2 separate regions of the Homo sapiens genome follow, and region 1 is linked to region 2. Evidence: chromatin loops called from intact Hi-C (ENCODE). Cell type or tissue: PC-3. All regions are shown on one strand. Each heading gives the region's core, and the rest is flanking DNA. Links, peaks and the distances in the headings are about the cores only.

What was found. Hi-C counts contacts between places; a loop is a spot of excess contacts. Peaks named below come from ENCODE experiments on the same cell type or tissue, not always from the same donor. Only the 100,000 strongest peaks of a DNase experiment are listed, where the experiment ranks them.
Region 1: it touches region 2 in a loop (4-fold over the local background); 6 of 110 quality-filtered maps call a loop at or near these places.

Annotation. Positions count from the first base shown.
Region 1 is chr3:45,392,415-45,407,992 of GRCh38, forward strand. LARS2 (leucyl-tRNA synthetase 2, mitochondrial) reads left to right here. Exons shown (of 22, transcript NM_015340.4): 3 at 2,019-2,273; 4 at 7,831-7,959. The coding sequence starts at 2,040. Among named protein-coding and RNA genes, the nearest start is that of LARS2, 12 kb to the left of the region's middle. RefSeq lists an enhancer at 383-1,582. In PC-3, for the core only: no CTCF peak of the experiment used is centred there; no DNase peak of the experiment used is centred there; H3K4me3 peaks cover 809 bases; H3K27ac peaks cover 1,296 bases.
Region 2 is chr3:45,492,360-45,507,937 of GRCh38, forward strand. LARS2 (leucyl-tRNA synthetase 2, mitochondrial) reads left to right here. Exons shown (of 22, transcript NM_015340.4): 14 at 3,916-4,014; 15 at 8,083-8,220. LARS2-AS1 (LARS2 antisense RNA 1) reads right to left here. Exons shown (of 4, transcript NR_048543.1): 2 at 14,553-14,623; 3 at 2,885-3,141. Among named protein-coding and RNA genes, the nearest start is that of LARS2-AS1, 9.4 kb to the right of the region's middle. RefSeq lists a silencer at 780-976 and an enhancer at 15,565-15,578. In PC-3, for the core only: a CTCF peak has its summit at 7,384 (motif pointing left); no DNase peak of the experiment used is centred there.

The DNA.
Region 1 (15,578 bases), core at 1,272-9,271, 100 kb before region 2:
CACCCTAGTAGCTAGGATTACAGATGCACGTCACCATGCCCAGCTAATTTTTGTATTTTTAGTAGAGAAGGGGTTTTGCCATGTTGGCCAGATTGGTCTCGAACTCCTGACCTCAGGTGATCCGCCTGCCTCAGCCTCCCAGAATGCTGGTGTTACAGACGTGAACCATTGCCCGTGGCCTAAGAGAGATTTTTTTTTTTAAGTCTGCACTTTATTCTATCCCTGAAGAAGCAAGAGGTGTTTAATGTAGTGAGAACTGATAATGTCAATGACTTTGGCAGACCAACTTGTAAGATGCCCACATTATGTTGCTGTCTTATGTGAGTTTGAAACTCACTGTTATAAGCCTATATTGACCTTCCTGGCAACATTTGTGTTCTAGTACCTTTGTGAAACAGGCCAAATCCTGATAGAAGTGGAATTTTGAGAGAATCAAAGAACATCAGCTTAGAGTGCCGGGTTTCTTTATTTCTCTCTGGTTTTGAAAAGATCTGTTGTCATCTGTTTTTTCACTGTAGCACTTCTTGAATGCTGTTATGCCAGAAGGAGAAAGTTTAGGCTATTTAGTCTAGTATTTATATCTTAAATATTTGATAAAAATCTCACCTCAACCCTTTGAATAGCAATAAAACATGAAACTTCTTCAGTGAGGTCATTTCCAGTATTTACCTGTGGAAGAAGCCAACGAAACATTAAAATTGGATTTTGAATCACAACTGGATATCCTGGTAGGCCCCAACCTATGAGTTGTATTTCAAAAAATAGCACTCACCGTGACCACATGTTATATATTTTTGTTTCTCATCTGCCTCCCTTATTGTTTGTTTCTTATCTGCTTCCCTGCTAGTATGTAATAAGTGCTACGAAAGAAGGGACTCTGGGCCAGGTGTGGTGGCTCACGCCTATAATCCTAGCACTTTGGGAGGCCAAGGTGGGTGGATCATGAGGTCAGCAGTTCGACACCAACCTGGCCAACATGGTGAAACCCCATCTCCACTAAAAATACGAAAATTAGCCGGGCATGTTGGTGCATGCCTATAATCCCAGCTACTCAGGAGGCTGAGGCAGGAGAATTGCTTGAACCCAGGAGGTGGAGGTTGCAGTGAGCCAAGATCATGCCATTGCACTTCAGCCTGGGCAATAGAGCGAGACTCTGTCTCAAAAAAGAAAAAAAAACAGAGAAAGAAAGAAGGGACTCTGTTTGTGTTTACTGCTATATTCCCAGTACTTAGAACAACGTGTGGGCCTAGTGGTAGTCATTAAATATTTGGTGGTGGCTCACGCCTGTAATCCCAGCACTTTGGTAGGCTAAGGCAGGTAGATCGCTTGAGCCCAGGAGTCAGAGGTTACACTGAGGTATGATTATGCCACTGCACTCCAGCCTGAGTGAAAGAGCAGGACCCTGTCTCTAAAAAGTAAGTAAATAAATAAATAAATATTTGGTAAATGAAGGAGAAACTAAATGAATTAACAGTCTTCTAAATAATGGTTATTTTCTGGTTCAGCCTACAGGGTATATTTAACTCATAATATGTATAAAAATTACTAATAGTAGTTCAGAATTTCTGGCCCTCCTGGGAGGCCTGTATTTAGACCCCTTCTGATATTTGAGCCTAACGCCAACTCAGCATGTGCTTGAGCTCTTCTGAGGCTTGAAGACATAAGAAGTGAAGCCTGCTGGAGAGTCCCTGGGCTGGCCCATGGGGAGGGGAGGGAGGGCACTCCATGCCTTCCATGCAACTTGTGAGGTTGCGCAGGAGCTGGCCAGCTGATGGTCTCCATTTTTTCCTACAGGATTTTTGCATCTTTGATGTTAGGGGTTACTGACCCTTTATATTTTCTATTAAAAAGTTTGTGTTTAGCTCAATTGAATTGCTAAAGTATTCTTTTCAGGGAAAGAAATTATTAAAAGTAAGAGGAAAGCACAGGGCCAGAACACTGGACTGTGCCAAATGGAAAGATAAGCTCTGGGGAGGGTTTGAGGCAGCTCATAGTGTGCTTTCTGCCCTCTTTTTCAGGGCCTTCTCACCTTCTGAAGAATGGCTTCTGTTTGGCAGAGATTGGGTTTTTATGCCTCTCTTCTGAAAAGACAGCTAAATGGTGGGCCAGATGTCATCAAGTGGGAAAGGAGAGTAATTCCCGGATGTACCAGAAGCATCTACAGTGCCACGGGAAAGTGGACAAAAGAGTATACATTGCAGACAAGAAAGGATGTTGAGAAATGGTGGCATCAACGAATAAAAGAACAGGCCTCCAAAATTTCAGAAGCTGATGTGAGTATTCTGAGAGATTCTAAGAGGGTAGAGAAGAGGGGTTGAAGGTTTGGACCCTGGGGTTAGACTACCTGGTTCAAATAAGATATTAAATATGTGACCTTGAACCAAATTGTTGAATTTCTCTGTGCTTCAATTCTCTTATCTGAGATGGAGAGTGATCATAATAGTGCCCACCTGCACTATTGGGAGGGGTAAATGGATTGGGAGGCATAAATGAGGTGATACAAAGGTAGTGTTTACAAGAGTTTCCAATGTGGTGGATGCACACATAGTAATATTGCGCACGAGGTGTATGACAGACAGCAGCAAACCAGGTGTTCTAGAGCAACATTTACTGGGGAAGCTCATCAAAATAGGAGCTCTACCAGATGATGGGTCCTTTGTGGTCCATTGCATGGTGGGGCAGCACACAGGGATCTGGCAGGGTCATATCTGAGACTCCAGGAGAGGCACCTGGGCTCCTCGCTGGCTACATGTTCTGAGAAGTAACTGCCCCTTCCCTGGCAATCGTAGCCTCCAACTCTGTTCTGCTGCCTTAGCATCATGGTTTGGGGCACACCAGCCCTTTCACTGTTGTGAACTGGGGTAGGGTCTAACCTTGAGGTAGCAGCTACATGAGTTAGTGGACCCTTGGCTTCTGCACCAGGTACACCAGCTCGGCACTCTACCTGAATTAATGGTGGAAGCATAATACTTGGCTGCAGCCAGTTTCCACAGAGTGCTCTCTGTTCCTTTTCTGGGAGGCCAGCTTGCTGGGAATCAGTCTGGAACGTGTTAACCCTTACCTCTTGATACTGGTCAAAATGACAGCTGGGAGATGTGATTGTTACATGAAATGTTTGAATCTGATTGGAGTTTTAAATTCTGATCATCTCTTTGTAGTAGTTATAGTCAAATAATACAAACCCTCTATGTTTAATAAAGAGATTAGGCCCAAGGCAAGCAGCTGAATAAGTACAGCTGCACAAGACCACACCTCTCTAGACTTGCCTTTTCCCCATCTCCTGATTCGGTCAACACATTCATTCTTTCTGTGAGATTGGTGGTTATGAAAAATGAGTAAGGGGAGGAGAGCTATTTGTGTTAAACTGAAAGATGATTTTGGGCAATGGTTAGAAAGAAAAATTGCTATTGAAAAAGATGTAGTGTGTAACAAGTAAAATGAAATGAAAAAAAGGGAAGGTTTGAATGTAATACATAATTTTACAATGAAAGCTTGACTTCTACCTTGTTAGGAAGTGAAAAGCCCTTGTGTCAACATCATCAGACTAATGTAACTTAATAGATTTTGAAAACAAACTCTTAAGGAGCAGTTTAATTCTGAGTGAGGACAGTAAAATTAGCTTTTTTTTCCCTTTTGGTTTAGATAATCATTTATTGACTTCCAAATGTTTTGATGTTGTAGCTTACTGATTTTGTGACATCTCATTCTTCTTAAGCATACAGTTTTTTAAAATATCAAATGGATCAAAATAAATTGTTTTAGCAATTGGGGAGATAGCATAAGGGGCATTGTGTGTGATCCCCTGGCAGCCCCCTATCAGGGTTTGAATCAAGGAATGGCAAAGCAGAGTGAGCACTCAGTGAGTGAGCCAGAGCCTGGGCTGCAATGCTGGCTCTGCCCCAGGAAACCTGTGTGATCCAGGCCACATCATTTAATGTTTTGGATTCTGGGCTCCTTGCATTGTTTATCTCACAGAATTGTTTTGAAAATCAAATGAGAAAATGTGTGACAAAATGCATTTTACAAACTGAAGTGGTACATAAATAAAAGATACACAAAGATCAGAACGTGGTGTGTCTATCAGGACCTGAGACTATGACGGAATGCTCATGGATTTTGAAGCATTTATAATCGATCTCACTCTGGTATCAGATTCACTTGAAATCCACTCACATAAGTTTTTTGAAATGGAATGTCTTGAAATCACCATATTTATCATTTAAAAAATAATTTGCATTTAATGAGCATTTAACCATGTGCCAGGCACTGTCTTTCAATTGATTATCTCATTTAATCCTGAAACAACCCAGCGGGTAGGTATTATTATCCTCATTTTTGGAGTAAGAAAACTGAGGCTCAGAAAAAGGTTTAGGTAATTTGCCAAGACATGGCAGAGCCAGGATTCAAAATCAAATGTGTGTTTGATTCCTGAGCTCATGCTTTTCCACACAGAAACCTTCTTTTGTCTCACCTTTGATTTACAGTTAGCAAACTGATCCCAGAAGGCAAAAGAATTTGCCCAAGGCCTCACAGCTAGTGACAAAGCTAGGACCAGAACTGGGGCTCCGGATTCCTATTGAGGTGCTCCTTTTACTCTGTCACCCTCTAGGCTCAGCCACAGCTTCAGAGCGTGATCTATAAAGAGGCAGAAGTCATCTTTCTTCTAAAGTCAGAAGCTGACAAAAATAATAGGACCCACTTATAAAAGCCATCCTTTCCCTATCATTTAAATCTTAATCTCTTTTAAAGGCTTAAATTCTTATACTTTTATATAATTATGAAAATTTCCCTTTCAATCAGATTCTTGCTCAATTATAACAGAAACTCCCATCATTCCTTCTCTCTTTTCCACCCCCAGATGATAGAACTCATTTCATTGTCACAGAGGAAAATGACTTAATTCATGCAGAAAAGCAAAAGGCAGGGACAGGCAATAAGCTGAATACCTTTTCTGTAATAAACAGAAATCTTCATGAATATTAAAGACTTTAGAAAACAATACTTTTCTATGTATCTTTTATGAACTCAGATTTGGATTTTGGCTTAGCTAGTATATAATTATTCATTTGATTTTGCTATTAATTTAATCTTTATTGAACAAATGTAAAACAAGAGATGCTAGTAAAGAAATTACAGGTGGAAAATGTTTGGGGCAAGATTGGTAAATTAAATACATAACAAACATTAGTATAATAAAAATAATTTTATGTAAAAACTTTCAAATGAAAAACTAGAAACAGCTTAGATCAAGGATTTTACTGTTTTCCTAGCTCCCAAAGAACTCTTAACAGCTATTTTCCCATATTCCTAAAAATTTCTGAAGAATAAGCCATAAGCCTAATTCATTGTAAGGAGTAAGGCATGAATTGAGTGGATAGTTTTCTTCTGATTCTGCACTAAGTAAAAGAATGGGGTCTTGTACCTCCTTGGACGACTTGCTCATAAGCTGAGAAGGTTATCTGCCACTCACTTTCTTAAGGACAGTTATTAAGTTCCTGAGTTCCCACCAACCCCTGAATCTCAGGTCCTCTCTCAGATTTCTGTGGTTTTCCTAAGAGTTATAAATCTGCAGTTTCTAATTAAAGTGTCTGACCAATGTGTTGCTTTCCATCCTGTTTGTATAAATCCATTGTAGTTGTCATTTCAGCAGTTCCAGATGATTTTCTAATTTGTGTATGATCCAGATTTCTTAATTGTTCTCTTTTTCCCATCTCTTCCTTCAGGCAGCTTAACACTCCTTGGTAATTTCTAGAGGATGGGCAGCACAAAGAAAAGTTCTACTCTAGTTTTTGTGGGTTTCTTTTTGCCACGTGCTAATGGTTCCGTTAAAGGTTTGTTTAACTTCTTTGCTGAAAGAAGTTTACGAACTCCTTGGCAAGAATCTGATTTCTGGTTTCTTCTGCTCTACTGATTATATTTGGTTTATGTGTATTATCAGTCATGCGAACATTCAGCAAACAATATTTAAAAACCCCATCCCACATATGTACATAAAAGAAGGGTTATGAATATTCTGTTTCGTGTTTGTTTGCATTACTTCAGGGGAAGCAAATTCTTAAAGAACTGGAGTAAAGTTCTAGCAAGGGAATAAGGCCAGGAAGAAAAAACAGAAGGCAGAAATAAATAAAAGCAGAAGTTCTGACCCTTAGTGACGAAACAGAATCAGTTACCCAGTTACCTGTTGCTCTTCCTTTCTCTCCAGCCCCTCCACCCTTGACCCTGTCATGAGATGATTTAAACTTGGGTGTGGGGAACCCTCCTATTACTTGGGTAGGATTTGTGAAGTTTGCTGGGTAAAAAGTGCTCCATAGGGGCCAGTTATCAGGCTTTTGGAGCACAAAGGCCAACGAACATTTATCCAACATTTTATGAAACTCCTGCTGGCACTGGGGGCAGACGTGGAGAAAGAGGTGACTAAAGCACAGTTCTTGCCCTTGAACAGTAGGTCCCCCCATGAACAGTAGGTCCCCCCAGTAGGAGTTAATTCAAGGACTACCATCTTTGTTTGCCTTATCCATTCATGTGCACACTCATGACGACATTCATCATTTTACCAGGGGAAGAATTAAGATGCCAGAAGTCAGTGATCCAATAAGGACTCATTGGCCTGTGTTCCTTCTGTTCAGATACATGTACAGTTGTCTATGTTTCTCATGATGAAGCTGCTTCTTTGGAAGCTGGAGAGTTATATAACCCTGGTCTGAGGCTGCTTATTTATCATCCCTGGAGAACAACAACCTTCTCCCTTTTTAAAAGGATCTTCTCATTACCTTCCCATTTCAACATTTTTGTTGAAAGATAGGCTCTCAATACAATGGGGAAACTCAGGACCCAAATTGGTACTTTAGGATCCTGTTATTACTGCTAAACCTACGTCAGAATGCAGCTATAGAGAATTTAGGAAGAGACTCCATTTTTAGAGATGTTACATCTATGTGATTCAACTATTGCTTCTTTGAATTATATGGATATATGTATGTTAGAGCTTCCTTCGGAAAAACAAACAGTTCTTTAAGGACCTAGATAGAAGCTGTCTTAAAAGAGAAGTGTTTTTTTGTTTTGTTTTGTTTTGTTTTGTTTTTTTAATGGAGTAGCCATTCTTTTATCCCTTTACTTTCCTAATAATCTTGCTTTCGCTTTCTTCTACAGACTGGCGCTGAATTCTTTCTTGCGTGAGATCCAAGAACCCTCTCTTCGGGTCTGCATTGGGACCGCTTTTCTTTCTTTCTTTTTTTTTTCCATAGGTTTTTGGGGTACAGGTGGTATTTGGTTACATGAGTAAGTTATTTAGTGGTGATTTGTGAGATTTTGGTGCACCCCTCACCCGAGCAGTATAGGCTGTACTCTATTTGTAGTCTTTTATCCTTCACCCCCCTTTCCACCCTTCCCCCAAAGTCCCCAAAGTCCATTGTATCATTCTTATGCCTCATAGCTTAGCTCCCACATATCAGTGAGAACATAAGATGTTTGGTTTTCCATTCCTGAGTTACTTCATTTAGAATAATAGTCTCCAATCTCACCCAGGTCACTGCAAATACTGTTAATTCATTCCTTTCAAAAAATAAGTTTTTAAAAGAGAAAAAAAAAAGATATATGGGTACTTAACACTTAGAGGTTGTTTGGCATTATTTTGGACATTCTTTAGCTTAAACCAGGGCTTTGAATTTTGCTTTTTGACATTTTAATTGATTTACATTCTGGGAACACTCTTTTTAAAAGGAAACTTTTAAAATGTTAAATTATTACTTTGTGTAAAATGCCAAAATATTATGTATACATGCAGAGTTCCCAGAAAATGCTTAATAAATACTCATTGTCGTTCTTTCCTAGAAATCGAAGCCAAAATTTTACGTGCTTTCCATGTTCCCTTATCCTTCTGGTAAGCTGCACATGGGCCATGTGCGTGTCTACACCATCAGCGACACCATAGCACGGTTCCAGAAGATGAGAGGGATGCAGGTAAGAACAGGTGCCTGCTGGAGCAGCCCTTGTCTGCCACACGCAGGGTTGGCATGTAGTAATATGTGTTCAAGACAAATGAAGAAAACCAACTTTAGTTAAGATTAGGACAGCTTTGAAGATGGACATGAAAAGCTCAGTGTTTCCTTTTATGGATTAGATGATATTATAATAAAGCATCTAGGTTAATTGGGGGGCAGCCATGAGTTGGGTGTTGTGCTGGGGTGGAGATCAGATGGGAATGGGGTGAAAGGTAGATACAAATGTGGATAACACTGATAATCTTCCCAGGAGATACTCACCCATGAGTAGAGAATCATTGTATATAACGAACTGAGGTCAACAGTACAAATACACATCAGTGCTATGAGTGGCAGGTGAGACTGCAAGATATTTCTTTCTGTTCTATTTGATATTTTCCATATTCTTTGAGCATGTATTTCTTTTCTTTTTTTTTTGAGGCGGAGTCTTGCTCTGTCGCCCAGGCTGGAGTGCAGTGACGCAGTCTCGGCTCACTGCAACCTCCCCCTCCCGGGTTCACGCCATTCTCCTGCCTCAGCCTCCCGAGTAGCTGGGACTACAGGTGCCCACCACCACGCCTGGCTAATTTTTTGTATTTTTAGTAGAGACGGTTTCACTGTGTTAGCCAGGATGGTCTTGATTTCCTGGCCTCGTGATCCGCCCACCTTGGCCTCCCAAAGTGCTGTGATTACAGGTGTGAGCCACCATGCCCGGCAGAGCATGTATTTATTTTCTAATGGAAAAAAATAATTTTTTTAAGAAAAGATATTTGGGGAGTAACAACTCTGGGGAGTTGGGGAAAGTGCCACTAAAGAAGGAACATCTGGTCTGGGCACCTGGCTCATGCCTGTAATTCCAGTGCTTTGGGAGGCCCAGGCAGGAGGATTACTTGAGCCCAGGAGTTCGAGACCAGCCTGAGCAATGTAGCAAAACCCTGTCTCCACAAAAAATACAAAAAATTAGCTCAGTGTGGTGGCACACACCTGTAGTCCCAGCTACTCAGGAGGCTGAGGTGGGAGAATCACATGAACCTGGGAGGTCAAGGCTGCAGTGAGTTGTAATTGTGTCACTACACTCCAGCCTGGGCAACAGAGTGAGACACTATCTTAAAAAAAAAAGAATCTGATATGGGCCTTGAAGAATGAGGTGAAATTTATTGTGAGAGAGGAGGACAAACGCCCTTCCTTGGCTGATGTGGGCCATTCCTCTTTACCCCCCGCCTGCTTTTTAAAAAAATTTTTTTGAGACAGGGTCTCATTTTGTCACCCCGGCTGGAGTGCTGTGGTTGCAATCACAGTTCATTGCAGCCTCGACCTCCCAGGCTCAACTTCCGACTCTGTCTCCCAAGTAGCTGGGACTATAGGTGTGTGCCACCACGCTCAGCTAATTTTTTGTAATTTTTGTAGAGACAGGGTTTCACCATGTTGTTCAGGCATGTCTTGAACCCCTGGGCTCAAGCAATCCACCCACCTCAGCCTCCCAAGGTGCTAGGATTATAGATATGAGCTACCGCACCTAGCCCAGAGCCTAATCTTTACTAGCAATCTTTAGCAACACATCATCTTTAAGATGGGTGTTGGATAATCATAATATCTTCTTTATCCACCTACGAAATATGGCAGTATTCAAGAAGGGCTGAGAGCATGGCCCATTGAACCAAACTGCCAGGATTCAAATTCCAGCTCTTAATACTTACAAGCTGTGTGGCCTTTGAGTAGTTAATTAATTAACCTCTTCAACACCTTGTTTTCTCTCATCTATAAAATAGGGATAAAATAGTACCTGCCCCATTGGCCTGTTAAAAGGATTCAAAGAGGATGACTATGAAGCACTTAGATACCTAACACACAGTATGTAACCAATAAGTATTAGCAATTGCCAGCAGTGGACAGGAACCTGCACACACCAGCACCTGAGAGCCAACTATGTATATCTCTGCCCAATGTTGTGTTTATTAGTCACCTTGGCAGCTTGAAATCTGCCATTGAGGGAGTATTTACGTCATGGTAATCAGCAAACCTACAAATCATGGCCTTTTCCTCCAGAGAGCCAATTGTTAATTAAACATTTACTGGAACCCCAGTGGCCATTGCTACTATGAACCTGTCAGGGCCTATACAAATGATATCTGCTGCCTCTCAGTTCTTTCTATTTTATTTTAGCAAGGTAAGTACATCCATTGTCATAACTGGTTTGAAATTTTATGCTGAGCTGACATTGGCTGCAAGAAGTATTCCTAAAAGAGGGTCACGTTGTAATGTCTTTGTCACTTGAAGAGTTAAATAACTTTATACTACCAAATTCAGAGATTTGTGTTCCACTTTAAGATGGCTGAGGGTGTTTGTCTCTCTGGTTTTTGTCAGATGTTATTTTTCCCAGATAACTGTTTTTCATTATTTCTGCTATGTTTATTAGAAAGAGGTGGGACAGGCCAGGCATGGTGGCTCATGCCTGTAATCCCAGCACTTTGGGAGGCCGAAGTGGGCAGATCACCTGAGGTCGGGAGGTCAAGACCAGCCTGACCAACATGGAGAAACCCCATCTCTACTAAAAATACAAAATTAGCCAGGCATGGTGGCCCGTGCTTGTAATCTGAGCTACTCGGGAGGCTGAGGCAGGAGAATTGCTTGAACCCGGGAGGCAGAGGTTGCAGTGAGCCAAGATCATGCCATTGCACTCCAGCCTGGGCAACAAGAGCGAAACTCCGTCTCCAAAGACAAAAAAAAAAAAAAAAAAAGAAAGATGTGGGACAGAATGAATTGGCTCTTTGCCTAAAGATAAAGATAAAGACAATTCTTTATCTCACTGTGATAAAGAATCTAGTTGTGATTCTTTAATTAGATTTGTCTAAATTTTTTTTAACTTAGGCCAACTTATTTCGGACAATTAGTGAGTGCAGGCAAATTGCCTACAATTAAGCTTTTTTTTGTTTGTTTTTTGAGGCGGATCTTCGCTCTTGTTGCCCAGGCTGGAGTGCAATGGTGCGATCTCAGCTCACTGCAACCTCTGCCTCCTGGGTTCAAGCAATTCTCCTGCCTCAGCCTTCCAAGTAGCTGAGATTACAGGCACCCACCACCACACTCAGCTAATTTTTGTATTTAATTAGAGACGGGGTTTCACCATGTTGGTCAGGCTGGTCTCGAACTCCTGACCTCAGATGATCCGCCCGCCTTGGGACAGTTAAGCTTTTATAGCAACTGTACATTTATGATAGGGTGCAGGGAAGCCTGTTAGCAAAACAGGTGGTTGAGGGGCTTGTAGGTGGGATTCTAATTTCCTTGGATGGGATGAGATGTTACAGAGGAGGCTCAAGGCAGAGCTCCAGGCCCAAAGGAACTGGTACCCTTGCAGGCAGCTCAGGCCCAAAAGACAAGGAGTCCTCCTACCATATCTGAAGCCTAAGGTCAGGCTAGACCCAGAAATTGAACAACCTAGATTTGAACCTACCACTTTCTAGCCAAGCGACTCTACAGAGTCATTTAATGTCCCTGTATCCCACTTTCTTAATCTTTAACATAGGGATAACAATACTTTATTCCTCACAGGGTTATGAGGATTAGATGAGATAGTGCTTGTATCTGGCACATAATAATCCCATAATAAGTGACAGCTGTAATTATTATTTATACTGATCTTATTCCTCAGAGCTGCTTAGGAAGGTGATTCGTCACCATTTAATAAATGAATCTTGTAATTCATATTATCCATCCTGTGGCTTGATTTGCTTATGGTTGAAACCACTATTTGTTATTTGGTTGATGGTTTCTTAGTCTGTGTGATCAGCAGATACCTAAGGTTGTCTTTTTGTTTCACAGTTTCAGTTGCTGTGTTTAAGATAGCAAGCCCTCTTTTCAGGGTGTTCTCTAGGTTCTCCTGAAATTAATTTCTTATTAATTTTCATAGTTCATATTTAAGTCACAGCATCTCAGATACAACCACCAAATCTGGTGAAAACTTGTCTGGTCATTTTTAAGTGATGTGGGAAAAGAGAAACAAATCTTGGTTTCATTGTCAGTGATGTGAAAGAAAGTCTGTTGAGCTTCCTTGTCATTTTAAAATCTTTCCTGCCCAGTGTCAGGATTGGTCCCTGAGATTGAATAAACTTGGACTCAAGTTTAACGATCCTCACTCTAAGCAGGGAAGGAATATCTAATCTGGGCCTGCCAAACAGGGTCTGCCACATGTATTGATTAATTTAGTCAGTAAGTAATCATTGAGCACCAGCTCTATTCTTGAATGGAGATATATGAAATAGTTCTAAGGCACACTAAGAACAGCATTATCTCTGCCTCCCAGGTTCAAGCAGTTCTCCTGCCTCAGCCTCCCGAGTAGCTGGGATTACAAGTACACGCCACCACACCCGGCTAATTTTTGTAGAGATAGGGTTTCACCATGTTGGCCAGGCTGGTCTAGAACTCCTGATCTCAGGTGATCAGCCTGCCTCGGCCTCTCAAAGTGCTGGGATTACAGGTGTGAGCCACTGTGTCCGGCCAGTCCTTGCTATTTTTCAAAGCCCATTTAAATTCTTACTTCTACCATAAATCCATCCCTCAATTCTCCAGTTCACATTTGTTATGAAATAATTTAGCACTTATAGTCAGAACCACAAACTAGGGAGGTCTATATGTCATCCACATGTTGTTTTATCTGCCCAGTAATATAAGCTTCTCAGTGGCAGGGAAGGTCTTTCTAACTTCTTTTGTGTTAGCATGTCAAGTTTTTTTTTTTTCTTTTTCTTTATACAAGATGGGGTCTCACTATGTTGATCAGGCTGGTCTTGAACTCCTGGCCTCAAGCAATCCTCCCATCTTGGCCTCCCAAAGGGCTAGGATTACAGGCATGAGCCACCACACCCAACCATCATGTCAGGTTTTTAATGGTCAAATGTAACTAACATGTTTTTAGGTCTACAGCCTATAAGACCTAACAACTCCTTTGTTCCTAACAGCCTATAAGATAACAACTCCTTTGTTCCCAAGGAGTTTATAATCTGATAAGCCTCAACTGTTTGTGAGTTGATTGATTCAATGGATGTTTTTAAAAGCATACAACTCCTTTGTTTAAGTCTGGACTAAGTGTTCATTGTGCATATATAGCCCAGAATAATGTTTCTCAAACTTTAGAACTCACATATCTCAGTGACAAAATCCTTGGGCTCAAGTTTGGTAAATATTGAATTAAAAGTTAAACTCTGTCATTCTAGATGATTACTTGACATTTAGATGATTATAAATACAAAGGCAACCCCAGACACCCAATTCATGGGCTAGTTCTTGGTGATCAGGTTCATCAATCAGGAAAAATTAGACCATGCTGCTATAATAAACAATCCCCAAATCTCAGTGGCTTAAAACAACAAAATTTTGTTTCTTGCTTTTGCTACATGCCTAGCAGGAGGGCTCAGTTCAAGGTAGTCAGGACCTCGATGATGGCTGTTCTTACCTCAGTGAGTGCCTCCCCATCTCTGTGGCTGGGAGAAGGGGGTATAGTGAATCCCCACTGGCTCTTAAATCTTCCACTTGGACTCAAGTCACTTCCACTGACATGGCCACATCCAACCTCAAAGAGGGTAAAGAATATTCCCACCATGTGCCAGGATGGTGAGGAGGATCAAAATGTTTGTGAACAGCTCCAATGACCCCCACCTAAGGTGATCTAGTTGACCCAGAATATTCTTATCTTGGGTGATCTTTTTAAAAATTATTGATGTAAAAGTATACATTTAGAAACCATCAGGGAGACTAGCAGACCTCTCAATTGGAGCCTGTGGAATTTGAGAAACATTGCTCAGAACATGAAGTTGTTGCCGTCAAGTTTGGCATCCAACCATTTATGCTCTGTAAAAATTTCTCTGTGTGTCCATGATTCTTAAACTTTAGGGTGTGTAATGATCCCCTGAGGAGTTTGCTAAAAAGGCAGGTTGCGATATAGTCCTGCGTGAGGCTCAGGAATTGGTATTTAAATAAGCATTTCAGGTAGTTCTGATGTAAGTGCTCTCCCAGATTTGGCACTTACATGAATGGGATCGGATGCTCCACAGAGCCAAATGGACATGGTTCTCTAGGTTGGAAAATACATCCCATTGAAATGAGAAGAAAACTAAAGGTCACAAGCAGCTGAGCAGACACACACAGATTAGATGTGGACTGTGTATGTAGAGGGGCAGGTGGTTTGGGGGTGATGAATCAATTAGGAAACGGGGTTAGTCAAAGCGGTGATGGTGTCTGCCCTACCCGCATCATGGATTTGTTGTGAGGTTTGTGTATGTGAGATGATCACTGAGAAAACCCTCTAAAAACAATATGTAATTTTCAAGTGTAACCCAATTAATAGTAGCAATAAAAAGAGAGTCCTGAGGTTTGGATGTTTGAGCAGGGGCCATTTGAAGCCAGAGATAAATTATTCTCTTTCAGTAATCAGAAAAGGCTGTACTGCCAATCGGTTTCTTCTTAAACTCATAGAATGCCTGATGACATATTTAAAACTTAGCTCCATATGGTGATTTTGTTGTGTTTTCATATGTTGTATGCACAGATGGTTGGAAAATAAAATTCCCCACCTCCCACCTCGGCTGGTCTCCCCAGCACCTTCTGGTCCAGAAGCCGGGTGATAAAAGCATCAAGGTGCCAAGTCCCCCTCACAGAGTTGGGCTTGGAATAATTTGTCTCAGGCAAAAAGCCACCAGGCATTGCCCAAGTAGAAGAGTTTTCTGCTTGGGCCTTTTTGCTATTCACTGCGGAGGAGGAAGAAAATTGAGGCTATGTGTCTGGCAGCTGCATAATCATAATATAATTATCCACAAATATCAGGAAGCAAGGGAAGTTCTTAGCAAGTAAACAATAATGTACGTTCCATCAGTTTTCAGTTTGCCAGTCAGTCAACAAGTGTTTATGAAGTGCCCGGAGAGTGCATAGCATGGCATTTAGTTTTCAAATTTGCAAATCTCTGTAGCATCTGAAAGTAGATAGTGAATTTCCAGGGCATATTCTCTCAGATCTCCTTCGAAGGAGAGAACGAACTGCTGGTCCAGTGCCTTGACTGGAAACTGGCAGATTTATCTGCCTGTCACATTCCTCCACATTCCCAGAGGAGGTCTGCTGCTTTGGGCCTAGGTACTGTCATTTGGTTTTTATAATCTGAAGTATTCACTTGATTTTTATCCCCAATCTGTAATAATGGTGAGTTATTACACTTGCTAAACAAAATTAAATATTGTGTTTCTCATTTCTTGGAAATAAGAAGTGTTGAACATACTCCAAAGACACCATGACACTCTGAAAATAGCAGTTTTTGGAGAAGCAGTAACCATGGTTGCTCTCAATTAGAAGCTGAATTGGTTTCAAATATAAAATTTTGTTTTGATGAAAGGGAGAGAAAGCTGGTAATCCCTAGAGAACTGGTTGGCCCTTTCATAGTAACAGTTACGCTGCTTCCCTCTCTACTGGGAAGGCAGATGACCAGCTGCTTGGGCTTCCTTCCCTTCCATCGCCAAACTCTACTCAGTCTTACTTCTTGTGTCGGATGAACAACTATATCTTTGCCTCTTTAAAATAATTCCTTCTTTTAAAAAATATATTTTAAAATTGTACATGAATTCC
Region 2 (15,578 bases), core at 3,048-11,047:
CAAGCATGATTTTTAATGATGCTGTCCATATCAGCTAATTAAACAAATAGCAGATACCAAGTTCCAGTATTTTCCTTCTTCTGCGGAGAAGCCATTTTTCTCTGCCTTATAGATCATGATGAGGATATTATAAAATAATTTTGTATTCTGCCAGTATAGAGCTGAGTTACTAGGTTGACAATTAGGTAACCACGTAGTGTAATTGGAAGTCTTGAGCTGGGTGTCAAATCAGTGATGGATTCAAGTCCTGGCTCTGCCTCCTAACTAACTGTCTAGCCTTGGGAAAGTCATTTACCTTCTCTGAGCGTGAAATCCCTCATCAGGAACAAAAATAACCCCATTGAAGGGCTTTTCAGAAGACTAGAATTAACACATGTGATCCTGCACAGTGATACCTTCTAGGCCTTCAATAAATAGAAACTTTATGGCCATCCAGCCAGGGACTTGCCAGCCATCCTCCCAGGTCCTCACTGAGGCAGTTTTGAAATTCAAGGTGGAACTTGGAGGGAGGTATATAGGAAGGCCCAGACCATTTTAGGGTAGAAATGTTGGCTCCAGGAGGAAAATAGCACACCCTCTTTGTTGATAAGCGCTGACAAAGGGCTTCCCTACCAGAGATGTTGGTGGCCTGCATACAGCACAGCAGTTGTGGCCTTATTGATGAGGATAAGGTTTCCTGCTTGGCTGCAGAATTACTGGAGGGCAGAACCTAGGCCTTGGTGTTGGGCAAGGCTCCCTGGATGATCTTTTTTTTTTTTGAGATGGAGTCTCGCTCTGTCGCCCAGGCTGGAGTGCGGTGGTGCAATCTCGGCTCACTGCCAGCTCCACCTCCCGCGTTCACACCATTATCCTGCCTCAGCCTCCCGAGTAGCTGGGACTACAGGTGCCCGCCACCAAGCCCGGCTAATTTTTTGTATTTTTAGTAGAGATGGGGTTTCACCGTGTTAGCCAGGATGATCTCCATCTCCTGACCTCGTGTTCTGCCCGCCTAGGCCTCCCAAAGTGCTGGGATTACAGGCGTGTGCCACCACGCCCAGCCCCTGGATGATCTTAATGAGCATCCAAGGCTGAGAGCTACTGAGCCAGTGTGGCCGAGCAAGGCAGCCCAGTGGTACAGACTACAGGCACCAGAGCCCACCAGATGTGGATTCCTTACCCTTGAACTACAAGACCTTGGACAAGGTTCTTAACCTCTCTGAATCCTAGTTACTCATCTGAAAAATGGGGATATGAGCAGTATCGGTCTCATAATCCCCAGGGCTACTGGGGATTAAATGAGATAATACTTCTGCGGTACTTGGCTCAGTTCCTACTACCCAGTATTATTATTATTACTATTGGAGCTAATCCTGATAACATTATCACCATTATCTATCACTTCTATCCCTCCTGCTTGCCACGTAGCTTCTTCCTTATCATCTAGTTTTTAGTATCAGCAATAAAACATGTTAGTTGCCTTCAAGTCCAACAAGACCATTAAAAAGGAAATCAGCATGGCAAATGTTAGCCAGCTGTTATTCCTTTTATAAATTGAGCCCGCATTTTCTCCCTCACTTGGACCTCACTTGCACAAGGTAAGTGAGGAAGATGAAGTAATCTTTATTTTCTAATTATTTCCCAAAGTAGTGTCTGTGTTCTGGTTGATTGCTCTCCAAATAAAAAGACCTGGCTTCAATTTAGAGGCGCACTGTTGAGATCAGCTTCTTAGAGCAGCCCTGGGTGGTAGGAAGCTGGGTTCCCCGAGGGCTCTCTCTGAAAAGCTTCTACTCTTAGAGACCACCACTGTTCTCATTGGGAGGTCCCCTGATTAAAATGCAGGGGGTCCCAAAGCCCTGCCAGATCTAGGGCGCCCATGCTCTCTGCTCAGCCACTGCATTTAACCAGCTGACGAGGGAGCTGGAGGACTATGTGGGGGACTGGCCATTTCCTTGGGTAATATTTGTAAAGCTGGTATGAACTACTTCACAAATGGAAGACAGAAATACAACCCTTCTTTTATTCTTAAATTAAAAATACACTCAAGCCCATACATGCTAAATTAGCAGAAGATTTATCAGTTCCTCTTGGGATTCCTCATCCCTTCTCCCCAAATTCTCCAATAACACCCAAAGACTTACACTGCCCAAAGCGCAATATTTGGAGGGGCGATGAGCTTCACATCCATGCCTTAGAAGGGAGAGCCTGCTATGGCTTCCCACTGCCACAGAAGGCCCTGTTGATAGCTGGTCCTACCCATCAGACAGAAGGTGCTGGTTCTCTGCTGATCCAGGCCTTGAGGAGTCTCCAAGGCAGCTAATCCCCGTCCTGTGCTAGGCTTGACTAAGGGCACCTTCTTTTGAGTTCCTAGGTAGTGTGGCTTTTGGCACCTGGTTCCTTCAGTCCCACAGGCCCACAACTCTAGGAATGTTCTTAAGAATGAGTGTAGCAGCTGGGCATGATGGCTCATGCCTGTGATCCCAGCACTTTGGGAGGCTGAGGCAGGCGGATCACTTGAGGTCAAGAGTTCGAGACCAGCCTGGCCAACATGGTGAAACCCTATCTCTACTAAAAATACAAAAATTAGCCGGGCATCATGGCATGCACCTGTAATCCCAGTTACTCAGGAGGCTGAGGCAGGAGAATTGCTTGAGCCTAGGAGGCAGAGGTTGCAGTGAGCTGAGATCGAGCCACTGCACTCCAGCCCAGGTGACAGAGCCAGACTCCATCTCAAAATAAAAATAATGAGTGTAACACTTGGGCCCTTGTGAGACCTTGGTCCTGCTGGACATGTCTGTCCCTAGGACAGGGATTCCTTTTTCTATGCAACCCTTCACATATCAAGGATCTCACTTTATTCTCTGTCTTGAACACCAGGGCTTTCTTCACTCTTCCATAAGGAACCTACCTTTAGGCAGTGGTCTCATGGTAGATATGTAATTAGCTTTGGAGGGGGGTCCTGATTTCTAGCATTTGCCAATTTCCGTGATGTACATACTCCCATCAGGGCCAGTTTCAAGCTACCAACTTGCCATCTTTTGTCACAGTGTTGTGAAGAGATGCCCCAATTGATTCTTACAGGCTGGCATGAGCTGGAGCAACCATTGCCTTTGGGGCTTCCAAGTTGGTTTGTCTTCCTCGAGTCATCCTGGTAGATTTCTGCACCTGTCACCCCAGAACAGAAGTAGAAGAAAAATCCAAGTTGATTTTCCACACATCTCCCTATATTTGGTTCTCATTTGTCTTCATGCATTGATTGGCTTCATAAGCATCATAAAGTAGGCATTGGCGAAGGCAATCTTGACATGCCTGGAACAGAAGTTAAGGCACAAAAGAGATACCTAATCCTGTCTTGTCCTTTTGGATGGTGAGGCTTTCTACCAGGTTAAATTCAGAGAAGTGGAAAATAAGGCTTTTAATTGTTGAAAATTGAAACTTTTATTTGTAAATAAATTTCTTTAAAACATCGCATACTATACAATATAAAAAGAGAGCTTTCCCTGAATTGTCTTTTCATATGTGGCTTTATTCTTTTTTTTTTTTGAGACAGAGTCTTGCTATGTCACCAGGGTGGAGTGCAATGGCACGATCTTGGCTCACTGCAACCTCCACCTCCCGGGTTCAAGCCATTCTCCTACCTCAGCCTCCCAAGTAGCTGGGACTACAGGCACACGCCACGACGCCCAGCTAATTGTTCGTATTTTTAGTAGAGATGGGGTTTCACCATGTTGGCCAGTATGGTCTCGATCTTTTGACCTCGTGATCCACCCACCTCAGCCTCCCAAAGTGCTGGGATTACAAGCGTGAGCCACCACACCCAGCCTGTGGCTTTATTCTTATGACATTTTAAATTCATACTTATAGCTCTCTCAAAAGCTGATGGAAAACTGCATTAAAATTTAAAAAGAAACCAATTGATGAATTTCATTTCTTTCTTAGGTGCAAGGGAGCAGCCAAGAGAGAGACAGACACGATGGATACCTTTGTTGATTCTGCTTGGTACTACTTCAGATACACTGACCCTCATAATCCACACAGGTAAAACGTCCCTGCTGATGTCTTTGAGCATTTGTCAGTGTGGCTCCTCCTAGAAGCAAAGACCAAGATGGAATTAGACATGCAAGAGATTTCTTGGGGGGAAATGCCTGTGCAGATTAAAGGGGAGAAGAGGAGGAGTGGGCAGAGAGTGCTCTTAGACCACGATGGAGCTGTGACAGGTGTGAAAGGAGAAGGGAAAGGAAGGAGGATCAGGTGGAGGAGCCTCAGCCCACAGCACAACTCTGAGAAAGCCTCGACCTGGCCAGTGGGAAGGCCCAAGCAAAGCTTGTCCATTAGAGTCTTACAGTCAGGCTAAAATGGCTCTGCTCCAGCCCCTCCCTCTACTCTCCTGGGAGCAGCCTGGGAGAGCAACATGGGCTGGCAGGAACACACCAGAGTGGGTCCACAGATGCAGCAGCTGGAAGCTGTCAGTCAACTGTGCACCTCGGAACAGGCTCTCTTAAAGGGAGAGTGCTACATCATTAAGTTAGATTATTCACAGCCAAGTAAATCCCAAGTACAACACAAATACAAAACGGAAAAAGAAGGAAATGCTACTGTGATACCCTCCTTGCAGTGAACTGCATTTGTATGATTGTAAAGATGTAATGTTATTTATTTAACTGAAAAGAATAATGTAACTCTACAGAGAAGGTAGCAGGTAGGGAGGGTGAGACCGCTAAGAAGCCTCACCTCTTACTACATAGTAGATCATTTCCTAAATTGATAAATCAATAAAGAGTATAAACATGTTTTTTTTTTTCAATAATTGCTGGGAGAAACAACCAAAAGAATTAAAAGTGGCTAAGAGACAGGCCTGAGGCAAGGAAAGAATTGGGGCTGGAGACCACTGTTTTTCATTGTAAATCTTTCAGTACCATTTTGATTTTTAAGCTGTATTCATGTGTTTATTTGAACCCCGCCCCCCCCAAAAAAAGAAACAAATTAAGGAAAAGAGAGCAGTAGGTAGCCTTATAAAGAGAGAGAATGAGAACCGAAAGAAACTCTTCCAGAGCCCAGGAAAAAACACAGCATTGTGCTTAAAAGGGCCTTGCCTAATTGCTCTTGTCCATGGCAGAAACATTCTGGAACCCTGTTGCCTACATATAAAATATGCCTCCCTATTCTTCGTGGTTCTAAAATAATATCTTTCTAGTGAGACAGATACTCCTGCCCTCACCCTGCCAGAATTTCAACCTGCAGTGTTGTGATTCTGTAATTTGAGTTCATATCAGATATAAGGGGGATCCTTGTCAGGCATGGTGGCTCACGCCTGTAATTCCAGCGCTTTGGGAGGCCGAGGCAGGCTGATCACCTGAGGTCAGGAGTTGGAGACCAGCCTGACTAACATGGCAAAACCCCAACTCTACCAAAAATACAAAAATTAGCTGGACACGGTGGCACGCACCTGTAATCCCAGCTACTCAGGAGTCTGAGACAGGAGAATCGCTTGAACCCGGGAGGCAGAGGTTGCAGTGAGCTGAGCTCGTGCCACTGCACTCCAGCCTGGGCAACAAAGTGAGACTTCCTCTCAAAAAAAAAAAAAGAAAAAAAAGAAATGAGGGGGATCCTGAGTGAAAGACACCCTGCAAAGGCAGGAAGGGTGCAAGGTGACGACTGTGGCTGGGAACCACCAGCATGGCCTTCTCTGGCCCACAGAGGGGCTCCCCTTCAGGGCCTTCCCTCTATAAGGGGCCATTGGTGCATTTCATGTAGTAACAACTGGCTTAGAATGCAAGTGAGGTCAGGCTCTTTCCTTTCTCAGAGTGCTTCAAAGGAAAGCCTTCACACAGATGAGAGAGACCTCAAGTTACCGTGGCGGGAGAGACATCCTGAGACCGTCACAGCCCCCAGTTTGTGAACAGCAGTGAGCACTTCATTTCCCTCATGACACACTGTAGTTAGCTTCAGCCCCAGCACGAGTTCTTCCTGGGGTGGTTTCCTGAGTGGATCATAAATCTGAGCTGTAGCTACTTTCAACATTTCACTCCTTAATATATCCCAAACTTGTTTTCCGGCCAAATACCATCCTTCACTTTCCTTTCTTTTCTGTCGCCTGGATTGGCAGTTGAATTTCTTTAGGGAACTGTTTTTCACGAAGAAAAAAAGTGTTTTTTAAAAATTTTATCAGAATTCTGGTACAGTGACTGGAGAACACCAAACTATATTAAGATGCAAATATGTGGTGGTAGCCAGGCTCTTTTTTCTAGCCTCAAAGCTGAAGCCAGCCAAGTCTATCCTGGGGAAAAAGGTGGCTTGAGGTGTCAGGGAACCAATTCACAAATATTCGAAGTCCTCCAAAGGCAAAGGTTTGCTTGATTGGCTGACCTCAAGGGACGGCATTACCTTGGCAACACAGAGGTCTGTCGCCAGCCAGTGCTGCCCCTCCCACCGAAGGTCCCAGCCAGAAAATGGAAATGACATTTCCTTTCCTCTCCAGTGTCCTTTAGGACCCAAGAGTATGAGAAAGCCTTTCTATTAGTATCTGTTAGGTGAGAGTTATTGGGCTATTATATGACAAGTCACCTTAAATATGTTGCATCGCATTCAGTAAGCAATATACAGTCTCTAGCTGAGTATATTTTCAGACTGCTTTAAAAAATAAAATCAAATTTCTATTTTAAAATAAACATTTACAGCTGGGGCACAGTGGCTCACATGTGTAATCCCATAACTTGGGGAGGCCGAGGCAGGAAGATGACTTGAGGCCAGGAGTTCAAGACCAGCTGGACTGAACGTAGCAAGACCTCGTCTCCATAAAAAATGTTTTAAAAAAATTAACTGATGGCCAGGTGCAGTGGCTCACACCTGTAGTCCCAGCACTTTGGGAGGCCGAGTTAGGCAGATCACCTGAGGTCAGAAGTTCAAGATCAGCCTGACCAACATGGCAAAACCCCATCTCTACTAAAAATATAAAAATTAGCCTGGTGTGGTGTCAGGCATCTGTAATCCCAGCTACTCAGGAGGCTGAGGCACAAGAATAGCTTGAACCCTGGAGGCGGAGGTTGCAGTGAGCCGAGATCACGCCCCTGCAACCGAGCCTGGGTGACAGAGCGAGACTCCGTCTCAAAAAGAAAATTAAAAAAAAAAAAGAAAAAATTAGCTGGGCAGAGTGGTGTGTGTCTGTAGTCCTAGATACTTGGGAGGTTGAGGCTGGAAGATCGCTTGAGCCCAGGAGTTGGAGGCTGCAGTGAACTATGATTGTGCCACTGCGCTCCAGCGTGGGTGACCAAGCAAGACCCAAACTTTAATAAAGAAAAAAAAATGTTTTTTAATGTGAAAATAAATTAATAAATAAACATTTAGTATCTGCATGTTAATCTTCATTGTAAATACCACATTGCCCTCTATTGGTAGGAACTCTGACATCTCAATTGTGTAATCATAATAATAAAAATTAAAGTGAATCTAGATATTCAAGGTGCATTGTAGCAAGATGCCTTTTTTTGCTGGTATGTTTTCCTTTTGTCCTCATTTTATATGCAAATTGCTTTTGTTGAAATATGTCAGTAATATCTTCTGTAACCATTTTTATAATTTCATAAATTAACACTTACCTGACTTTTTTCTTTTTTATTATATAAGCTTTTCTCATATATATATTTTTGTTTGTTTGTTTGTTTGTTTGTTTGTCTGTTTTGTTTTTGAGACAGAGTCTCACCCTGTTGCCCAGGCTGGAGTGCAATGGCACGATCTTGGCTCACTGCAACCTCTGCCTCCCGGGTTCAAGTGGTTCTCCTGCCTCAGCCTCCTGAGTAGTTGGGATTACAGGTGCCCACCACTACAACTGGCTAATTTTTGTATTTTTAGTAGAGATGGGGTTTCGCCATGTTGGGCAGGCTGGTCTCGAACTCCTGACCTCAGGTGAGCCACCTGCCTCGGCCTCCCAAACTGCTGGGATGACAGGCATGAGCCACCGCGCCCGGCCTTCTCTTATATTTTAAAAAAATCATTGTTATTCCCTGATACGGTTCATTTCAGGGCATATGCATATTACAATAGGCCTGTTTAATTTACACAATTGTGGCAAAGCAGGTTTTTAAAAATGCCTCCATCTCTTTTTTACAGCCCTTTTAACACAGCAGTGGCCGATTACTGGATGCCTGTGGATTTGTACATTGGAGGGAAAGAACATGCCGTCATGCACTTGTTCTATGCAAGATTCTTTAGTCATTTTTGCCATGATCAAAAAATGGTTAAACATAGGTAAGCACTTATACTGCTTTGCAAAATAATTGAGTTCCATGAATAGCAACTTTAAGCAGGTGTCAGTTCTTCTGAAGCAAGGTAAATGCATGTAGTAGAATACTAGTTTTCTAGTATGCTTTAGAGGTTGTCAACCTTAATCATTTGAGGTCCATTTATATTGCGTAGTCAGTTCTGGCATGTGATGTTGCATGCTTGCATAGAACCTAGCCTTCAGTGCTTCTCTGTTTAACTGAGTTAAGTAATTAAGAATTGTACCTGTGAGGCAGAGAGGAGTGGCCCATAGTGTTTTATAGCATCTCATGTGAGGTCATGCTTATCACCCAGTCCTTCCATGTCAGCTCTTGTTCCTAAGCTTGGCTGAATCCCACCTTGATGCATCCCTCTAAAAAATGTATAGAGTGGATTTGAAATAGAGAATCACATTGTAAAAACATCAGTAAATTCTTTTCCTGTTGGCCTATTGTAACCCTTTCCTCATAATGTTCAGAAAAATGTGTGTGTACTTTTCCCCATGAAACGTATCATATATAAAAATTACATATTTAATGTATTTAAAGAATGGTACAACACATTAAATATGGAATTTTTATATATGAACATACATGCCCCACTCCTCAGTTTAAGAAACAGAGTATTTCAGGTACCTTAGAATCCCCAAGGTGCCCCCTCCAATTGTGTATCGCTCTTCTACGCCCACCACCTCGCCCCTAGCTAATACCGATCCCAGATTTTTAATTCCTCACTTTCTTGCTTTTCTTTATAAATGTATCGTTTCTGCATGTATTTTTAAACTATATATTGTCTGGTTTTCCTGTGTTTGAACTTTACATAGGTAGAATTATATTTCAGGTATTCTGTCTTGCTTTCCTCACTCAACAGTTTTTTGAGATTCAGCAGTGCTGACGGATGAAGTTATATTTCATTCCTGTTTCACTGCTGCGTGATATTCCATTATATGGAATGAAACTTCCAAAATAGAACTCAGTTTATGTATCATACCACCATTAATGGTGGTTGGACTGTTTTGTGCAATTATGAACAAAACTGCTATGAACCTTCTTGCACGTGGTTCCTGACATATGCGTCACCATTTCTTTAAAATGTGTACCTAAGAGTAGAATTGCTCGATTGTAGGATACGCACGTGTTCAACTGTCTTGAGAAACACCAAACTGTTTTCCATAGTGATTACCTAAGCCTATACTCCCACTAGTAGAAATGAGGGATCCGATCACTCTACGTCGTCATCAACATTTTGTACTATCCAACTTTTAAATTTCACCAAACCAGTGGGTATATAATGGGTCACGTTGTGAGTTAAATTTGAATTTCAAGACACCGATTTTTTTTTAATTTTTTAATTTTTAATTTTTGCAGGTACATAGTAGGTGTATATTTATGGGGTACATGAGATATTTTGGTATGGGCATGCAATGCATAGTAATCACATCATGGAAAGTTGGGTATCCATTCCTTCAAGCATTTATCCTTTGTGTTACAAACAATCCAATTATACTCTTTTAGTTATTTTTAAATGTTTAATTAAGTTATTGTTGACTATAGTTGATTTCTTAATGAAGTTTATCATGTTTCATAGGTTTATGAATCTCTGTGATCAAATCCCTGTTTGTATCCTATGCTTTTATTTTTTCTAGATCGTTTCTCTTTTATTGATTTGTAAGGGGTTCTTTAAATATTCTTGATACTAATCCTTTTTCAGCTATATGTATTGCAAGTAGTTTTTTCTAGTTCTTGGCTTGTCTTGTTTTTATGGCATCTTTTGATGAACAGAAACTCTTAATGTAGTAAAAATTAATAATCTTTCCTTTATGGCTACTGCTTTCGGTGTGTCAGTACTGTTAATGGAATAGTCCATCCTTTTCCCCACTGATCTGTAGTGCCCTCTCCATCATAAATCAAGTTGTCATATATCCCAGGGCTTATTGATAGGATCTTTATTCTGGGACTACAGGCGCCCACCAGCACGCCCAGCTAATTTTTGTATTTTTAGTAGAGATGGAGTTTCACCATGATGGGCAGGCTGGTCTCAAACTTCTGACCTCAAGTAATCCGCCTGCCTCGGCCTCCCGAAGTGCTGGGATTACAGGCATGAGCCACTGTGCCCAGCCAATTTCTTTATAGCTATCTTCCAGTTTCTAATTGTCTCTCTGTCTCTATCTGCTGATTAACCCATTCTTTGAGTTTTTTTATTTTAATTATTCTTCATTTCTAGAAGTTCTAGGTTTTTAAATTTTCCTTTATGATTTTTGTAGTATTTTCATGGTATCTTTTAAGACTTTATTTTCTAAAATAGATTAAACATACTATTTTATATTATCTGATAATTCTTTATCTAATGTCATTATGGGTCTGTTTAGTCATTTGTTGTTTCTGCTGTTCTCACTCATGATGCCTAGTTCTTTGGGGGATGGGGTGCAAGGGGTGTTTTAACTGACCTTATATTTCTTGAACCCTTTTTTTTTTGTAGGAACTCTTTGGAACCTCTCTGCTAGAGGTGATTTTGTGTTAGCTTCTCCCTGTTGCCTGGAGATGCTACCAATCCAAGATCACTTTAAACTGAATTTTCTGCTTGAGGTTTTTAGGACCATATAGGTAATACGAATACAGTCCCAAACCCACATGAGGGTCAACTTCTGTCTACAGATTCTCAGGAGAAATACTTTTCTTTCCTCCTATACATCACCATGGTCAAGATAGGCAAGTTTCCTTGTTTGTCTCTTCTAACCACAGGTTTATTTCTAGTTCATTGATGATTTCTGGTTCAGTGACGATTCCTGCCTTGTTTGAGATCTTCTTCTAGACTCCCAAGGTTGCTTAGGCTTTAGGTTTGGTGTCCCATCTTTTGTGTACCATGCCATGCACAAACATTTATGATCACAGGGGTTCTATAGCTATGCCCAGGGTGGAAGCTGGCTTCAGTAACTGTGTTTTCCTAAGTTGGGTTTGGTTTGGTTTTGCCAGCTCAAATGTATTTTATACTCCAACTGACTTTTTCACTTGTTTTTCATCAGGACAATAATTCAGGCTCTCTTGTCTGCTGTATTACCAGAAGCATAATTGCTGGATTTTTTTTTTCAGTTGTTGTTATGTTGTTTTTCTGTTTGTTTGTTTACTACAACATCCTTTAGAATATTTTTTAATTACAGAGAAGGAAAGGGGGGAAATATCTGATTATTTCCCTATCCAGATAACCCATGTTGACAATTTAAAAAAAAGTAATACATGTCTAAACCATTTTGTAACTACACAGAAAGTGAACATTGTTGTCTCCCTCCCTGCACGCCACTCTTTAGCCCTTTCCTCGACTTTTAGGTTTCTTTTTATTTCTGCCAGGAAAATATTTTGCCTATCCCCACGTGTGTTTTTATTGATATAGTCATTTTAAATGTTGCTTATATTGCATACATGTCCTTTGCTTCTTTGACCTAATAATGTAGCTTGGTGGTCTTTCCATATCAGCACAAACAGATATCACATTCTTTTTAATGTAGGCATAGTATTCCCTCATATGGATATACCATAATTTATGTAAGCGGTCACCTATTCTTCCAATTACTATTTTTTTTTAAGTCCAGTGATCCTCTTTATTATACGCTTAGCAAATAATTGGGAGCATATATGTAGGCTCAAGTCCTAACACTGGGGAATTCTGGGTCAAAAAATATGTGTCTTTAAAATTTTGATAGATAGAAAAATATTACTTTTAAAACTTTTGAAATGCAGACAGAAACCCATTTTCATTACAATGAAGCACATTGAAAGCTCCTTCCCTTCACTTAACCCTCGGACCAGATGGCCGACTCTGCACATGCATGCATGGATTAAAAGAAGTCTACTGTACAGAAAATTAATTTAGGGTCTAAATTAAATGCTTAAAATAAATTTATTCTCATCAGCCCCAGAGACCTTCATGTATGAAAATAAACTGGTCTGCATCAGAAGGACACTAAAAACATTAACAGCATTACTCCTCACATAAACAAATTTGTTAAAGTGTTTGTACTTTAGGTTCTAGAATTTGCCAGTTCTGCTTTGCATTTCTTATGTCTGGAAACTAATTTACCTAACTAGATAAAGATTGTCATTGATAATGGGAATTGTGTCCTGTTACTGTCATGGTCTCACAGATACTACACATTTTTAGTGTTTTTTTTGTTTTGTTTTGTTTGTTTTTTTTTTTAAGAAATTGAGTTTAGGTTGGATGTGATGGCTCACACCTGTAATCCCAGCACTTTGGGAGGCCAAGGCGGGTGGATTGCTTGAGGTCAGGAGTTCGAGACCAGCCTGGCCAACATGGTGAAACCCCATCTCTACTAAAAATACAAGAATTAGCCGAGCATGGTGGCATGCGCCTGTAGCCCCCAGCTACTAGGGAGGCTGAGGCACGAGAATTGCTTGAACCTGGGAGGCGGAGGCTGCAGTGAGCCAAGATCGTGCCACTGCACTCCAGCTTGGGTGACAGAACAAGACTCTGTCTAAAAATTAAAAAAAAAAGCAAAGAAAAGAAAAAGAAATTGAGTTTAATCCCTTGAAACAAACAGATAAAAGTTTATATTCTTCAGAGGAAATGTTCTCCAGTTCATGCAGTTGTGCACACCTATGTTCTTAGCTACTCCAGAAGCTGAGATTGAGGCTGAGGCGGGAAGATTACTTGAGCCCAGGAGCTTGATTCCAGCCTGGGCAACATAGGAATACCCTGTTTCTAAAACAAAACAAGAAACAAAGGAAATATCCTCCATGGGCTAGAGAGAATTGATTCAAACTTAAGTTAAAAACCAAATACAACTTGAGAAACATCTCAGGCCAGGCGTGGTGGTTCATGCTTATAATCCCAGCACTTTGGGAGACCAAGGTGGAAGGATCACTTTAGGCCATGAGTTTGAGACCAGCCTAGGCAACGTAGTGAGACTCCATCTGTTAAAAAAAAAAAAAAAATTAATGAGCCAGGTGTGGTGGTGCACACTTGTAGTCCCAGCTACTTGGGAGTCTGAGGCAGCAGAATTACTTGAGTCCAGGAGTTCAAGGCTGCAGTGAGCCATGATTGCCACTGCACGCTAGCCTATGCAACAAAGTAAGACACTGCCTACAAAAAAAAGTTGGGGGAATAGCTCCTTCTTATGTAGGTCTGGAAACAAAGACCATATGTAAGTGATTTCTAGCTCCTTAACAGTAGAGCATATTTCTGCCAGTTTCTGAATGATTTTTTATGGAAGTATTCAATCAGTAAATTATTCAATGGCCAAGTATCCTAAGGTATAGGACAGGGTCTGACTATTTTTATGACTTATTTACAATAGTTTAAGACTATATTCAAGCAGGAAAAAGGGTTTGCTGCATGCTGATGTAATTTTAAAATGCAGTTTCAAATATGACTTTGTTTTCACTCAAATGCATTGCCAATTTGCAGATCCTCCAGGTAACACTTGGATTTTGCTTTACCATCAACATTAAGGAACAACTATATGGTGTAAATTGAAATAGACCTATGGAGTTTTGTTTTTTTGAATCTGTTTTTAAATTCTGTTCAAGATTCCGTTCCATGCTTTCCTCCTCCAAAAGAGACTTATTTTAATTACTGAAAAGGCTGACCTTTGAGGAAGGTACAGAAAGTCATCTTAACTGTTACTCAGTGCTGCTGTCAGCATTACTCTTGTTGGATCACATCAGGGCAGCAACAGCCTCTGAAAACTCTCCCGGTGCATTACCTCTTTCTTAGAGGTGTATTGGTAAACCAGTCAGCCACACATGAAATGAAAATCACCCACTTTCTGAGATGAGTAATTTGGAATTCTACAGTCAGAATTTTTGAGAGCCTCCAAACAACTTTATCAAGCTGGGCTGGGAGGAAAAATTGAGACCTGTCAACCACATGTGTATTTCTGAAATCTGTATAAATCAGGATTTCCTAGTCTAGTTCTGTATTCCTTTTGATTAGCATTGTAATTTCAGGAGGCTATTTGAGATGATAGTACAGCTATTCCATTTTAGTTTAACATTTCTGAGCCCCTCAGCCCTTGTCTCAAGTAGCAGCTGTGAAACAGGAATCCAAAGACCTCTGTCCATGTTCAGTGGTGCCCCTGATTAGCTGTGTGGACAAGAAGCTGAACTCCTTTGGGTCTCAGTGGCCTCATATGTTAGGAACTCAGTTATCTCTGAGCACTCTTTTCACTCTGATTCTAATTTCTTCAAATACAGACAGCAAAGGTTTATGTATATCTAATCATCTTTCCTGTTTTGTAAGAGTTGTGGACATTTTTTTTCATCACCTGCACAGTTAGGCTTGCAGTTTGTACTTTAAGGTCTCCTTACCTTACGTAAGAGGCTGGCCTCCAAGTTAAGTGTGCCACCACACAGGACAGCAGGTGCCTTAGTTGTGTGATCTGAAATACCAAGTTAATGATTAACCGGGAATTAATGTAAGCAGGAAACCCACAAAAGAAGATATCCAAATGATTAATAAACATTTTATCACACTATAAAATAATAAACATCTTACACTGTAAAATGTTTCCGTCCCAGCACGATGGCTCACACCTGTAATCCCAACACTTTGGGATTGCAAGACAGGAAGATCATTTGAGTGCAGGGGTTCGAGACCAGCCTGGGCAACACAGCAAGACCCCATTTCTATGATTTTAAAAAAAAAAATTTCCCTCACTGGCAAATATAAATTATTCAGCAGTGAGATGCCATCTTCCATGTAGTAAGGAAGCTAGCATAAGAGCAGCTCTCATATATTGCAGGAAGTAGCTTGGAACAATCTTTCTGAAAAGCAGTTTGGCAATACATAGTGAGAGCCTTAAAACTATTCATTTTTGGGTGCACTAATTGCACTGCTAAAAATCTATCCTAAGGAAATAATCAGAAATGCAAACTTATGCACCAAGATGTTCATGTAAGTGTTATTTCAAGTAGCTAAAAATTTGGATACAATCTAAATGCCCCAAAATGCTGAGACAGGGTAAATAAAGTATAATCCATCTACGTGGAGCACACTTATACAACACTTTCAATTAAATTACAAAGAATGTTTAATAACATGGAGAAATTCATCTGAAGTAATGAGAAATAGAAAAAGCAAGATACAGCTTGGTTATCTTTGTCTTTATATATACAAGCACATATATACACATACTCAAAGCAAGAGAAAAGACTTGAAAAACTCATGCCAACATGTTAACACTAGCTATCTCTGGGTGGTGAGCCCAATATACTTCTGATTTTTTCCAGATTTTTTACAATGATTGTGTAACTTTATCATTTACAGTATGGTATATATTCCAAAGAAGGAAAATATGCTGAGCCTCCTGCTGTGGTTGTGGGTGTGGGGTAGGA